2 separate regions of the Homo sapiens genome follow, and region 1 is linked to region 2. A link is a loop called in an ENCODE intact Hi-C map of the cell type or tissue named here. Cell type or tissue: heart right ventricle. All regions are shown on one strand.

Region 1 (8,000 bases), 49 kb before region 2:
CTGGAAGTATGTGGGATTTGTTGAGTGATACTACCTCCATCTGCCTGGCTGGAAAACCCATCCATGCAGAAATACTGGAAGTTTTAAGATAGGGGAGAAAAATAATAATAAAGCAAGTGTGAGAAAGATGGAGCTGACAGGTCTGGTGGGAGACGTGGTCATCTGGCTGGCGGCTTGGGGGTCTTCACAGGCTCAAGTTTCTGTGTCTGCACTGAGCTCTCCCAGCCCCAAGGTTCCGCTTACCTCTGCTCCTCCCTATTCAGCAGCTCCAGTGTCCATCAGGAATCTAAGCTATTGTTAGGGAAGCCAGACTTCTTGTAACTCTGGCCTGGAGGAAAGTGTATATATATAGAGAGAGAGAGGGAGGAGGGAGAGAGGGAAACCTGGATGGAACAGGGATTGTCTTCAGGGCACTTCCCCAATGACCTAGATATTTATACCCTTGTGGCTTAGAACTCTAAGCTCTGATTTGCATTGCAGGGGAGCATGCCAATTGTTGGGGTGTTTGGAACTGAGGCCTATGTAGCAGGAGGTATCCTGGAACAGAAGAAGGAGCAGAGAGAAGGGAGGGCACCTTCTCTGCTCTACTCAGGGTGAAGGAAGCTGTGTGCCGGCTGCACCTGCTTCCCATGCCAGCTCAACTTCCTGGGAAGTATTTATAACTGAGGCCTCCAGCCCCCTGTGATTTGTGGGACAGTTTTAAACCATTGATTTTCATTAGCACTAAATCATTTCTCTTGGCTAATTGAAAAGGAACTGGGGATACTGAAAGTGGAGTCATTCACGTGGACCAAATCAGCGAAAGATGTCAATATGCTGAAACAGCACAAGTCTTCAGTTGGACGGCTCTGAGTTCCCTCCCTGAAGCTCAAAATTCACTTCTCTCTCAGAGGTCAGAGGTTGTGAGAAACAAGCCCCTAGAATGGAGAACCAGGAAGTGAACTTGGATTCTTAGCAGGAGGGATGGAGGTTAGACACTTGGAAGAACTTCCAGCCTAGGGTGATAGGATGAGAGATTCTGAGGGAGGTGTTGGAGGAATGCAGTGAACATCTCCTCTGCAGAGGTGTGTTTGAGATCTCCATGTCCTGCCTCTGTCCGCAGGCACAGGTGCAGGACGCCCTGTCTGGGGAAGAGCATTTGTCCTTCTCTAGACACAGGCTGGGGTGGTGGAGTTGCTCTGGGAATGCCAAGTCTGGGAAGTATGGTGTTCAGAAGCCTCTCCTGGGGAATGGCTGGGCTAGGCTTGGAGTAAGAGGTGAAATCTTTGCTATTGCTTGATCACTTAACTATAAATAACAGGAAGCTTAACGATCTGATCTTACCTGAAAGTAACACAGCCAGCCCCATCTTTTGTCTGTAAGAACACATTGCCATCTGGCCAGAAAGGAGGCCATGCCACAGTCTAAGGATAAGGACACTTCTGGAGGTGTTGGCAGAGCCCTGGGCCCTGGGGGTGGCGAAGGGGAGGGGAATGATGAGTCCCACAGCTTGTGGACAATCCTAATCCCCATTCAGAGCCAGGAGCCAGCCAGGCCGGCGCTGGGGATACTGAGCCCCACCCCCTCTGCTAACAAGTCCCAGCCAGTAGACCTCAGCTTCCCCTGCTTCCTGCCAAGGCTCTGCCCACTCTGCCCATGCCCACTCTGATGGGGCACCACCACTGGCTGCCCATCCTTGTCTTTCTCTTGACACAGACTGGGGTGATTGCATTCTCTGCCAAGGACCAGGCCCAGCTGAATGGCCCCCAGCTGGTTTGCTGAAGCCTGAAGCCAGGGTCTACAGGCAAGAGCTTGGGGAAGGAGGATGGGCTCAAATCCTTTTACTATGCGCTCCCCACCACGACATCTCAGCTCTTCCTCCATTTCTGTCCTGAGAGGTTGGCAGAGATTAGAGGCTGGACAAGAAGGATAAACATTTAGTAAATGACTATTGCAGTCCTGTCCCCAGCCCTGGGACCTCCTCGCAATGCCCAGTCTGGAAACACTGCGGCCTTATGCGGAGAGGGGGCTGTGTGGTGTGGGGGAAGATAACTGGAGTGGGGGAGTCACCCCAGGCTCTCCTGTTGCTCAGTGGTGTGACTTGGGACAAGTTACTTCCTCTCAAGCATAGGAATATTGTGATTTGCCTTTATACCCTCACCCTTAGCTCCATGTGTGAGCTGAACAAGGTCTGTAAACCACAAATATTGGAAGTTGTGTGCCCAAGGTACGGGTGTTGGGGCTCATTTTTCCAGGGAAGCCTGTGAGCACACTGCTGGAGGCCTGGAGCCTCTGAGATGAGCGAGGATCGGAGGACACAGAGCACCTCCTCACCCTGGGCTGGGTGGGAAATGGGCCAAAGGCGAGGGACAGCAAGGGACAGGGAGGACAGGTGGGAAAGGAAGCTGGAGATGTGTGTGTTTGTGTGTTTAAGAATAAGCATGAGTGTGAGTTGCATGTATGATGTGTGCGGTGCGAGTGTGTATGTGTCAGTGTGTGAGCACGTACCTGTGTGTCTCTGTGTGAATGTGTATATCTGTGTGTATCAGTGTGTATATGTATTTGTAGGTTGTGTGTGCATATGTCTATCTCTGTGTGTCAGAATGTGTGTGTGTGTGAGTGTGTGTGTCTTAGTCCATTCAGGTTGCTATAACAAAATACTTTAGACTGGGCAATTTGTAAACAACAGGCCAGGCATGGTGGCTCATGCCTATAATGCCCAGCACTTTGGGAGGCTGAGGCAGGAGGATTGCTTGAGTCCAGATGGAGACCAGCCTGGTCAATATAGTGAGAACCTCGTCTCTACAAAAAATTAAAAAACAAAATTATCAGGCATGGTGGCATGTGCCTGTGGTGCCAGCTACTCGGCAGGCTGAAGTGGGAGGATTGCTTGAGCCCAGGAGGCTGAGGATGCAGTGAGCAGTGATAACGCCACTGCACTCCAGCCTGGGTGACAGAGCTGCGACTCTGTCTCTAAAAATATAAGAATTAAAATGAAACGTCAGAAATTTATTGCTCACGGTTCTGGAGGATGGAAGTCCAAGATCAAGGTGCCAGCAGATTTGGTGTCTGGTGAAGGCCTGTTCCCCATAGATGGTGACATCTGTGTGTCCTCACGTGGTGGAAGAAAGGGGCAAACAGGTTCCTTCAAGTCTCTTTTATGAAGGGACTTAACCCATTCACAAAGGTGTAGCCCTCATGACCTAATCTCCTCCCAAAGGCCCACCTCTTAATACTATTGCATTGGAGAAGTTTTCAACATAGAAATTTTGGAGAGGACACAAGCACTCGGAGCATGGCAGTGTGTATCTTGTGTCTTGATGTGTGAGTGTGCTTGTGTGGGAGGGTGTGAGTGAGTGTGTGTATGTCTGTGTGTGTGTGTGTCACTATGTGTGTATGGTGTTGGTCTGAGGGGTGCAGCAGTACGAGTCATATCTTCAGAGTGGCACCAAGGGACACACTTCTCTCTTGCCTGAGGTGAAGCCCAAGTTGAGATTTGGCCCTGGGAGGAACTAACCAGGATTTCCAGGGCGGAGGGAGGGTACGTGTCAGATGTTGTAAGAAAGCTTGGAAAGAGACCTGTGTGGGGTCCAGGGATTCTGTCCGTGGCCTCTGGACTCATGCAGGTCATTCTGTCCATTTCCTGTCTCTGAACAGGTTGCATCTAAGTCATCTTCATGTACTCAGGAGTGCCTCAATTCAGAAGGACCTCTATGAAAAGAGATCTCCCCATCTTTCTTACTAACCCATGCCACAGTCTTAAATGTATTTATTTTGGAAACTTGGCCTGCTGTGTAATTTGGTTACCCTCTCCCCGCCTCCCCCCCGCCACCAACCCCATATAAATGGACTGTCCTATTTGTACTCAAATAAGAAAACATAAATTTACGTTAAAGGTGAAACATTCTGGTGACAATGTTTCTGCTATTCTGACTGAAATGGCTGACAAAATTTACTAATTGGAAATTTGGGGCAGAACAGAGAAGGGAGATACAAACTGTGCTAATGACTTGACTTAATGATAACTAGCTAGTATTCAGTGTTTATTATGGACCAGGAACTGTCTTCCATGATTTTCCTCTCATAATTCACTTAGTCTTGGCTAGGTGTGGTGGCTCATGCCTGTAATCCCAGCACTTTGGGAGGCTGAGGCAGGCAGATCACCTGAGGTCAGGAGTTCGAGACCAGCCTGGCCAACATGGAGAAACCCCATCTCTAATAAAAATACAAAATTAGCCAGGCATGGTGGCACACGCCTGTAATCCTGGCTACATGGGAGGCTGAGGCAAGAGACTCGCTTGAACCTGGGAGGCAGAGGTTGCAGTGAGCCAAGATCACGCCACTGCACTCCAGCCTGGGTGACAGCGCAAGGCTCAATAATAATAATAATAAATACTTCACTTAGTCTTTATAGCAACACTTTAAGGTAGATATTGTTATCATCCCTATTTCAAAGATGAGGAAATAGGCCAAGGAGGTTAAGTAATTTGCTCAGGACCACAAAGCAGGAAGCAGCAATACCCAGATTTGTACAACGGTCTGAGGGGACTGGGTGGGGGTTGGGAAGATGGGGCTGGGGGCGAGTGGGGAGAGGGGGTGGTTCTGGCTCCAGGACCTCTGTTTTTAGCCAACACTCTGTGCTGTGCAGTGTCCGTATCTCAGTGCGTGAGTTCAGAGATACTCCAGCCCTTTACTGTAAATATTTTCCTTGTCCTCTTTCTTTCTTTTTTTGGCATATCCAACCCCTAGATGCTCTGGTTAAAATGTTCTGACCTTTTCGAAATGGGTATATTCAGTGCATTCCCAAACGCAATCGCGGCCCCTTTAACAGGGCCACTGCAGGAGGAGCTGTCCTATCAGCACCACGGCCGCCGCCCAGTGTGCCCCCAACCCCGGCAGCTGCTGCGGGCGCCTCAAGGGCAGGAAGGGCGGTGGAGAGCGGGGCCAGGAACTTGCGACTGGCCAGTTCTCCAGACCGGGGAGAGAGGGACCGCCGCCGAATACTGGTGCTCGCCTTCCTTTCCCCTCGCCCCCATCCTGGGAGATCAGAGGGAGCTGGTGCTTAGGCTCTCACCACCCTCTGAGTCAGAATGAAATATTTATAGGCCCAAAACACTTCCTTGCTCTGGGGTTTGCAGAGCTTTAATGGCCAGGTAGCCTCCATTTGTCCTGATGGGGCGGGGCCTGGCGCTGGAATGAGGCTGAAAGGCTGGAAGATTGGGGTGGAAAGGAGTTAGGGCTGAGGCCTGGATTTAGGCTGTGAAGTAAGAAGCACAATGTCTGGAGCTAGACTGTTTGGATCTAATCTTGACTCTGCCATTTACTAGCTGTGTGATCGTGAGAAAGTTCCTTAGCCTCTCTGTGCTTCAGCGTCCTTGCCTCTGAAGTGGGAATGATAATAATAGCACCAACTTATAGAACAATTACAAGTTAATATAGGCAAAGCACTTAGAACAGTGTCTGACAGGCAGTCAGCAAATGCAACTAAAAAGTGTTTGATTTAAAAATAAAGTACCAGGGTGAGACTTAGACAGCAGACAGCTGTGGGATGTAGACTGGAAAGGGAGGAGAGAGAAAAGTGTGTTGGATGTGGCTGATACATCATGTTCAGGGGCAGGGACTGTTCCACTTTGCCTGGGAAGCCACCAGCCTCTCAACTCACCTGCCATCCACCAGACTGTCCCATTCTGTGTCTGAATTTGGCAACTTCCCTTTGGGAGGACGGAGGAGGTATGGCTGTTCTCCTTAACATAATTTCTGCCATTTCTTTCTTTCTTTCTTTCTTTCTTTTTTTTTTTGTTTGAGATGGAGTCTCACTCTGTCACCCAGGCTGGAGTGCAGTAGCGCGATCTCAGCTCACTGCAACCTCTGCCACCTGGGTTCAGGCGATTCTCCTGCTTCAGCCTCCCGAATAGCTGGGATTTCAGGCACCTGCCACCGCACCTGGCTAATTTTTGTAATTTTAGTAGAGATGGGGTTTCACCATCTTGGCTAGGCTGGTTTTGAACCCCTGACCTCGTGATCCACCCACCTTGACCTCCCAAAATGCTGGGATTACAGGCATGAGCCACCATTCTTGGCCAATTTCTGCCATTTCTTGAGCACTTCCTATGTGCCAGTCACCAAGCTAGGTGCCTTATCTTTACTCTTTCATTGCTTCTTTATAAAACCCTATGACTACTTATTGCAGATGCGGACTCTGGGCTCAGAAAACTTAACTTTTCTAAAGCCACATAGCAGGAAGTAGCAGAGCTAGGATTTGAACCCAGATCTTCCAGATTCAAAAGCCTTTACTCTTTCCATGACACATTTTTCGAGCTGTCTAGTTTCCTACCCTTTCCACTGTGAGCATTTGGGTGTTATTGTGTGAAGCATGGACAATGTTGTTCCTGTTGATGCTTCAGGTTTCTGATCCAGACCTGGCAGGTGTTCTTATCCTCTTCTGCTCTGCTGGAAGCTCAGGAGAATGAGGCAGCTCAGCCTCTATCCCTGGGTACGTGGGATGGAGGGACACTTGAAAAAGAAGGTTTTTTTTTTGTCTCTGTGATCATAATAAATAACAGAAATACTTGTTGGTCCTTACTATGTGCCAGACACTGTTCTAAGCACTTTCTGTTCATTAACTAACTTACTCTTCACAGCAATCCTATGAGTAGATCCTGTCTCAATCTCATTTTACAGAGGAGAGAACTCAGAGGTTCCGCAATTTGCCTTAGGTCACACCACCAGCAAATGACAGAGCCACGCTTTGGACCCAGGCATTCTGGCTCCAGAGTATATTCTTTAACCACTGTACCACAGAATCTCTTTAAAGAGCAGGAGTCTGTATTGGGGCACTGACGGATAGACCCAGGGGCATGAGGAGTTCTACCATCAAATCCACTACTTCCCAGACCTCAAACCACCAACTACCAACCTGACTGCTCTTCCTAAAAGCCTCCCCAGATCCTGCCTCACTGACAGATCATGACAACTAAATCCCCATGGTACTCTGTTTTGTCTCTCTCTCTCTTTTTTTTTTCTTGAGATGAAGTTTCACTGTTGTTGCCCAGGCTGGAGTGCAATAGCGCAATCTCGGCTCACTGCAACCTCCGCCTCCCAGGTTCAAGCGATTCTCCTGCCTCAGCCTCCTGAGTAGCTGGGATTACAGGCATGCGCCACCACGCCCAGCTAATTTTGTATTTTCAGTAGAGATGGGGTTTCTCCATGTTGGTCAGGCTGGTCTCGAACTCCTGACCTCAGATGATCCACCTGCCTCGGCCTCCCAAAGTGCTGGGATTATAGGCATAAGCCACCATGCCCGGCCTGTTTTGTCTCTCTTGATGCATGCACTGCCTGCACATGTTACTTGTCACGAGTGTGCATGTGTTTCTTCCCCACCAGATTGCTAGCTCCTAGAGAGCAGAACCTGGGTCTCAGCCATTGCAATTGCCACAGCACCTGGTACATGGAAGGTGCCCAGCCAAGGTGTGTGGTTGTTGAACAAAGGGATCCTGCCATGAATCCCTTTGTAAGTGCAATGTTCTTTTGAAACAGAGAGTACTAACTCCCTAGTGTAATTTATTGAGGACTGGGATCCCCAGGATGAGGGAACTAAAGAGCACTGAGGCCCTCCTCTTATTCACTGAGGTTAAGTGAAATTTCAGATCAGGGTACTTAGAAGGAGAAAGAACAAAGAGAGCATGTTTGGAGGTGGAGGATCTGATAAGATTCCCCAATCTCTCTGTCTCTCTCTCTCTCTCTCTCTCTCTCTCTCTCTCTGTCTGTCACACACACACACACATAAACACACACACACACTCCCATAAGAAAGAAACACTCTCCTTGCTTGCACCTCCAGCTCTACCCCTAAACTTCTGCCCTTGAGACTCCCCAGACACATTGCAAAGTTATCACAAAGGATGATTGATGCTGACAGGCAAGCTCTTTGGCTTGAACAGACCCTTGTTTAAGACGCATAAGCTGGGCACGGGAGCTCATGCCTATAATCCCAGCATTCTGGGAGGCCAAAGAGGCAGGAG
Region 2 (8,000 bases):
ATGTTGCTGATCGATGAGATCAGCCAGCCAGGGCCTCTCAAGTTTCACATCTGTCTGCTCCAGGGAAGATTATTCTTGCAGCCTATGCAGTGCCCACATGGGATGGATGGAGGGAGAGGACTCCTTCAGCCTCCATGCCCAGAGGTTGGCCCTCTGAGAGGGTAGGGGCACCCCTTATCCTAACTCTTAGCCTAAACTCAAGTCTTCATCTTCCTCTGTTCCTTTGGTATGCCACCAGGCTGTTCCAGTTGCCATGCCCTGGGAATTGATTAGGCCCTACTGTGTGAGGTGCAGTGCTCTGCCCTGACCAAGAGTTGTTCCTCCACTGCCCCAGCCCTGGGAAGTGCTCTGCTGAAAACAGTCCCACAACCCACAGCAAAGCTTGAACCAGACTACCTATAGCAGAACCAAGACATTAAACCAATTTGGGACTAGACAGGGGAGCTTTTCAACTGCACGCTATTCAGTGGCAGGCATAAGTGGTGTGGTGCCACGTACTAGCTCTAGCTTTATTGTTTGATCCAAGAAGCCTTCCTGAAGGAGCCGGAAGTTGGGGAGGAATTTAAAGGAGTTTTAAAGGAATATTTATAGGAATCAGAGGCTGAGCACAGTGGCTCACACCTGTAATCCCAGCACTTTGGGAGGCCGAGGTCGTAGAATCGCTTGAGCCCAGGAATTCAAGACCAGTGTGGGCAACAAAGCAAGACTACATCCGTACAAAAGAGGTTTTTAAAAATTATCTGGGCATGGTGGCTTGTGCCTATAGCCCTAGCTGCTCAGGAGGCTTAGGTGGGAGGATCACTTGAGCCTAGGAAGTTGAAACTGCAGTGAGCTATGATTGGGCCACTGCACTCCAGCCTGGGTGACAGAGCAAGACCCTGTCCCTAAAAATAAATGAATAATAAATAAAATAAATAAAGGAATCCAAGACACTTGGCACAATGGGAGAAGACATTCCAGTTATCCAGCTTTGTTTGTTTGAAGGTAGGAGAACTAGATGGGGACTAGCTGGCTTGGAGCCCTCCGAGCAGATGGTCCTTCAGGGAGTGAAGACAGCCGGCTGCGCTGGGGTAGGAGAGCCTGTGGGGAGTGAGGGTTTCCCTTCTCCTAAACTCAAACCTTCATCTCTCTCTGTTCCTTTAAGATGCCACTGGCTGTTCCAGTTGCCATGCCCTGGGCATTGCCATGGGATTCCATTGCTGTAGGAGTGAGAATGTTTTGCCATAGAGGATCTGGTTTTGCCGTGGAGTCCAGGTGTCCCTAGGAGCTATTGTCCTAGAGTTCACAGGTTGCCATGGGTGTAGGTACTGTCCTGCTGTCTTCATGCTCCCACAGGGCCTTGATGGTGACGTGATGTCCAGGGGTGGAGCATTTACAGCATGGCCTCCCTGTCATCCTGCCCATGACTGCAGCACCCGGGAAAGAGAGTCACAACAGCAGGGAAGGCAGCAGAGCCTATTTGGGGTGGGGGAGCAGGCAGGCCAGTGCTGCTGCTGCTCCCACTGCCACAGTGGATGGCAGCAGACATGAGAGTGGCCTTCCTCAGCTGTAGTGGCGGGGCTGAGACCCTGCACTGCCTGACACTCTGCCTGCCCAGTGGGGTTTGCTTGCTGCTTGACAGGCAGCATCGAGAGGCTGTTGCTGCTCCTGCTGCCACCATCAAGGGACCCACTGGGCTCCTAGGAGCACCAGCGTCAGGCCTCCCTACTTGGCACCCCAGGACTCTCTGAGGTTTCCCAGCCCAGCCTGTAGCTTTGGGACCACTGAGGGCCTGCTGCAGGGTCTGGGCTCCTTGGAAGGGAACACTTAGCCCCTGAGACTCTAATCGAGGCCATGCACTCCACAGATAGTTCAGGCATCTTCATCCTGAGGACCCGTGGGGGACCATTTAACACTCACAGACATGTCTGAGTCACTGGAAATCAGCAACAATAAGGACTAACATTTATTGAGCACTCACTGTTTGCCAGCTGTGCTAGCGCTTTGTTTGCGTAAACCCATTTTATCCTCACACTGAGATATTAATCAAGGATCATATGCAAAATATTTGACAACCCTCACAGGTTTCAGAGCTGGAGGAGTCCTGGGGGCCCCCTGTTAACTGTGGTTGCTGGATTGTGGAGGTCCCAGAGGAAGGGCCCAGGTGGCCAGGGTGGCAGGGGGAGCACATGAGGGCTCAAAAAAGCACCTATTTGACTACTGTAAGGAAGTGTTTCATATTTTTTAGCAACCAATATGGCCTTATTGGTGCATGCTTGTTGACTTGTTGACACTGTTATATAAGATTTAGGTATAAGGAAGCTTAAGGAAGCCTAAAGGAGGCTAAGCAACTTACCCCAAAGGAATGTGGCAAGTTCACGGTCAAGCTAAGCTTAAACAAGGCTTGATTCAGGCTCATGATTCAGCCGCTAGACTCTACTGCCTCTTGCACAAGTAGCAACTCACTGCTCTCCCTGCCCTCTTGATGTTCTAGAACCCTTGCACTACATCAGTCTAGCAATGGTCCTTAGAGCCCAGGCCTATAGGAATCGGTTCTCTCTTGCCCTCCTTAGCATTCCTCGAGAGTCAGTATCTGCCAAGTACCCTTCCTCCCAAGCCTCTCACTGTCTAGTGTAGGAAGCAGACCCACAGAGGGGTGGTTAGGATACAGTATCGTGGCTAGTGCTGGACAGAGCAAAGCCCTGGAGCTTCAAGAAGAGCCTCCCCAGATGTACAGGAAGAAATAGGGCCAAAATGGCTGGGATGAGGATAACTAGAATGGTCTGGAAGAGTGGGGGCCTGAAATAAGCTGTTTGTCTGCCTCTTTTTGACTGGGAATGCTGGCTCTGTCACTCACTAACTGTTGATCTTGAATAAGCCACTTAACTGCCTGGTAAAATAGGGATTAGACTCCCCAGCTCCCAGATCTGGGAGACTGGATGAGATGCTGCATGGGAAAGGACTGGTGCAGAGGCTGGCACATGGCTGGTTCTGCAGATGTCAGCCCCATCAGCATTTCAGGGAACGACTTCCCTTTTACTCTCCCCTCCGCTCACCCTCAGCCTGTAGCCCCTGATTTCTAGACTAGATTTCCCAGAGTGCTGCATCTAGCGGAGAAGTTAGCTTCTTCATGGAAGATTTAAGGACTCGTCATAATATCTATCATTTATTATATGTTATGCACCAGGCACTGTTCTAAGCACTTTACACGTATTCAGTCATTTAATCGTCACAACAACCTAGTGGGTTAGGTACTACTCTTATCCCCTTTTTAGCAATGAAGAAACTGAGAGGTTAAGTAATTTCCCCAAGGTCACACAGCCACGAAGTGGAGTCTGGGTATGACCCCCAGGCAGTCTGGCTCCAGTGACCTGCCTCCTTAGCCACTATGCCATGAGGCCTCTCTCCAGTGGAGAGCACTGGCATTCTTGCATCCCACAGGCATCGTAAGCCCTGTTGGGCAGCAGCCCAGATCTTTTATTCTAAACAGGGTGGACCCACTCTGACGTTTCCTATAAGAGTTTAGTGGCACAGGGAACTGAGCCTAGAACATCCCTGGACCCACTTGGGTACCTGCCGCAGGCTGAGGACAGTTTGTAGGATCTATGGCTGATGCACTTTTACCACTATCTGTGTTTAATTCTGCATTCTGCACACCTATCCTTTAGGTCCCAAAGGGCCAGTATGTCTGCTACAGGGGATAGGTGTGCACCAAGACTCTGGTGTCTGGCCTTGGCCTGGAGCCCTAGTGTCTCTGAGTCCCTGACTGCCTGGGGCGATAGAAGGAGCACCAGCTTTGGAGTCATGCGTGTGAGGGTTCAGATCAATTCCAGTGCTTACCAGCTGGCTGTCCGTAGCCCTCTTTGCACTTACTCCTCATCTGTAGAATGGGGCTTGTACCCACAGCAGGGGGGGTAATTATATGGATTATCTAGAAGAGTGAGCATAGAGCACCTGGCACACCATAGATGACCAGTAAAGCTAGTTCTATTTCCACTTCTCCTGCAGGCCTGCAGACACCCTGTCCTTCCTCACCCTAACCACCATGGCTCTGGAGAACCTAGAGGCGACTAGTGCTCACAATGGGCTTCATTCACAGAATGGCTCCAGCCACTGACTTTGTTTCAATTCAGCCCTGATACTTTAGCTTAGACTCTTGGTTGTGCATTTACAAGCCCCCTGGAGCCAGCTTAAACAAAAGGGAGAGTTTATTAAAGGAACCAGCCATGTTTCCAGGGGAAAGGGACGAAGTTTTCTATGCCTCTTCACATGCTCTGCATTCTTGCTCCCTCTGTTTTTCTACACATCTGATTCTTCTCCTCTTGTACCACAGACTGGCTGCTTCTGCCCCCGGTCCATGTGGCGGAATAGGGATGCCCATGGTTTCATGCCTCCTCTGTCCAAGACATCAGCCAATTCCCCCTGGGGCGAAGGGGAACGGTCTCTGATTGACCCACCCATCACAATGAGAGAAGAAAACATTCTCCAGAAGTTGCCTTTGGCAAAGGTTTTAAGGTTATATGTCAGCCCAGTGGTTGTTTAGACTGTGATGAAAAGAAAATAGAAGAAATAATATGGAAAAAGTCAACAGACCGTGAGATGTGGAGAAGATTATCAAAGGGTAGCACCTTATGTTCGAGCCCATGACCCATTTCCAATCCTTAGCCTGGGCCTGGCTCCTGTTGAGATCAAGGTGAAAACTGGCCATGTCCTCATTTCTGGGCAGGGATGAAGATTCAGGCCTGACCTATAGCTTTACCTTGGATTTGTCATTTCCCTCTCTGTCCCGGGTTCAATGAAACCACCTGCTCTGTTCACAATCTCTCCATTGGCCAACAAGCCCTCTGGTGGTCCTCCATGCTTCCTCCCAGGGCTGAGGCATAAAATCTGCCTCAGTGGCCTGTTATCACACAGCTGGGAGGACATCTGGGGAGGAACGAGGCCAAGACATCCTGGTTCCTTCTCTTCTCTCATGGGGGAACAGGTGGATGGGCTTGGTGCTGATCCATTATTTCCCACAAGCATGGGGCTGGAGCTAGGGTATTGGGTTGTGGGGAGGGTCCCCTGTTTTTGCCTTACAGGGTGGGATGTTCCATGGGGGAGATGGGAAAAAATTTGCCAAAGAGGATCTAGCCCTGCTTCTGAGCCAGAGGAGCCCAGCCTGGACCTGGGCCTGGGGCAGGGGGTGGATTCCTGCCATTTTCCCACACTCTGCATAGAGATTGGATTTCCTGTTGAAATTGTATCTTTGGATTACAATCGTAAAGTTCCCAGCTTCTCAACTCAAGCTGTTTGCAGCAGCTCTGTGTAGCCTAAGTCATCGTCATTACTCTATTGGGTTCTGGGAGGGAAGATCCGGAGTATAGTGGCCAAATGCACAAGCTATGGGGTCAGAGAGACCCGAATTCAAATCCTGATTCTGTTTGAGACCAGCCTGGCCAAGATGGTGAGACCTCGTCTCTACTAAAAATACAAAAATTTGCTGGGCGTGGTGGTGCGCGTCTTATAATCCCAGCTACTCGGGAGGCTGAGGCAGGAGAATTGCTTGAACCCAGGAGGTGAAGGTTGCAGTGAGCTGAGATCGCGTCACTGCACTCCAGCCCAGGGACAGAGCGAGACCATGTCTCAAAACAAATAAACAAACAAATCAAATCCTGGCTCTATATTAACTAGCCATGAGATTCCGAGTCAATTAACCTCCCTGAGCTTCAGGTTCCTCATCTATTAAATGGGTCAAATAATATCTGTCTCATAGGATTGCTATGAAGATTAAATGAGATAATGCATGTAACACACTGAGCACAGTGCCTAGCAAATGAAAAGCGCCCCAAAATTGATTGTTTTATATTACTATCTCATTGTTATCTACCCACTCCACTATGTGGGTTTATAGAGGAAGGAGTCATGGCCTCTGCCCTTGGCAGCTCCCTGTCCTGATGGAGGAGACACAGTGCTGCACTCGACAACCCACTGGTTGGTTGGAGGAAACATGGGTCTTGCCTCAGGGAGCTCCCATTTTAGTGGAGGAGATGAGCCCCAGCCTGTTCTTCCTGAGTCCTCTATTTTCCTGGATCCTTGCTCATGAGCCGTGGTATGCCCTCAGCCTGCCCCTCTGCCACCAGTCCACCCATCTCCTCCCTTTTCCCCTGCAGCCAGGCCTGCCATCTCTAGAAAGCCCCCATCTCTCCTTTCTGTGTCCTTGGGCCCAGGTGTCCTTGGGTTACTGGGTGACTTGCTTTTCAGGTCCTGCCTGTGTGTGCCAAGCTTGTTCTCAAGAAGCATCTCCCCAGGATGCTAGTTCCTCTCTAAACACCGCCCAGATTGCAGACACAAAAATTAGACCTGTCGGTTTGCACGCTGTCTGCCTTAAATTTGCATTTGATTAAGAAGCACCAGCGTCCTCCCACCCATGGTTCTTCCTTCCCAACCTTCTTCTCTTTGAAGTGCTCCCCCCGCACCCTGCCCCACCATTCTCCCAGCTCTCTCCCTTTGCTGTGCTCAGGAAATCCTCCAGTTGGGCTCCTCTCCGTTGCCTCGGCCACTCCCGCAGATCTGCTTGGCATTCTCTGCTTCTGGCCTCTTTTCCGAGGCCAGCTCTGCAGAGTTTGCCTGGGTACAATGTGTTCTCATTGTGCCTCCAACAGTGTCAGTTCCTGGAGCTCACTGTCAGGAATCCAGCAGCTGGCTTAGAAATCAGCTGCCTTTGCTGAGGGCTCATGGAGATGGGGTGAGGCCTATCCTCCATTTCTGTCCGCACTAGCCACAAGCACTAGCTCATGTAGGAAACCACTAGATGCAGAATAATCTTTGAAAAGCCCTCTCCTCTACTCTTCCCATCTCAGTCTCTCTCTGGAGGGGTGAGGGCAAGAGCACCCCACCCCCCCCACTGCCCACCACCTCCTGAGGTCAGCTGGATCACCTTCACTCCTCCCTTGGCTGAAAGACAAAGAGAGGGTAAGACCAGGGTGCTTCTTAGAACACCTGGCTCCTTTACTGCAGACACACCTTTGGAGAATCATCATTAAGATGACTGAATTGCCTCTGCCTCCCTGCCCACTCCCAGCCCGACAGTAAACCTGCTGCTGCTTGGAGTTTTTCTACCATCTACGTTGCATCCTCCCTCATCTCTCAATTATCTGTGCTAGTGTTAAAAAAAAAAGCCATTCCATCTGCCTCAAACTGCTCTTCTTAAGATTTTGGGATAGCAGTTTTCCTCTTCTGGTTTCCAGTCACTTTTGACTATGACTGGTACCCATTTTGATTCCTTGAACTCACGTGTAAAGGAAGTGAAGGAGCAGGGAGCTCCGAGGGAGTGGGCAGCTGAAGGCCACTCACCCATCGGTAAGTCCCTCTGAGGTCAGAGGGAGCGGGTTGCCAGAGGGAATGAGCCCCAGAATCCCACCATTCTCATAAACAGCCCACCGCTCTAATCGCTCCTTCCCCAGCAACACTGGGCCTCCGATCTGCCCATGGAGAAGGCTGGGAAGCCAGCACCTCCTTCTCCATCTCTACCTCCCTCTTGCTTCTTGGCTCCCATATGTTCAGGGAATGCAAACTGACACTAGTATCAGCCTGAGCCAGGCATAATTGGAAAGGGAATCTTTCCCCACCCCCAACCTTGTCTTGCCTCCCTCCTTACAAAAAAAAAAATAAATCATATATTATCTCAAGCAGCTCTGTTATGTAGGAAACATAAGTCTGGAAGAAAAGACAGATGGGGTGGGGGATGGTTTATGAGGGCGGTCGAGCAACTGTCCTTTATATCCACTGAGGAGAGATCAGGAGAAAATGATAGTAACAAGAAGAGCAAGAAGGACTGAGGTTAGACTTTAAGAACTTGCCTTTATGATAAATAAGAGCCAGGAGTGATGGGCGGAGGAAGCCAGGGCCATCTCCCTCCATGCCTATCTCCCCAGCAGCCCACATCCTTGGCTTACTGCCTGCCTGGAAGATGTTGCCTACCTGTACCCTGGGGGAGAAAGAGCAAGTGGGACAGGGCTGCTGAATATTCTGCCTTTCTC

What was found. Hi-C counts contacts between places; a loop is a spot of excess contacts. Peaks named below come from ENCODE experiments on the same cell type or tissue, not always from the same donor. Only the 100,000 strongest peaks of a DNase experiment are listed, where the experiment ranks them.
Region 1: it touches region 2 in a loop (3.0-fold over the local background); 3 of 110 quality-filtered maps call a loop at or near these places.

The regions. Positions count from the first base shown.
Region 1 is chr1:201,609,502-201,617,501 of GRCh38, forward strand. All of the region lies in intron 2 of NAV1 (neuron navigator 1), which reads left to right. The region is part of intron 1 of LOC124904482 (a long non-coding RNA gene); the gene reads right to left. Among named protein-coding and RNA genes, the nearest start is that of NAV1, 74 kb to the left of the region's middle. In heart right ventricle, no CTCF peak of the experiment used is centred here; a DNase peak (open chromatin) is centred at 4,860.
Region 2 is chr1:201,658,735-201,666,734 of GRCh38, forward strand. All of the region lies in intron 5 of NAV1 (neuron navigator 1), which reads left to right. Among named protein-coding and RNA genes, the nearest start is that of MIR5191, 57 kb to the right of the region's middle. In heart right ventricle, no CTCF peak of the experiment used is centred here; no DNase peak of the experiment used is centred here.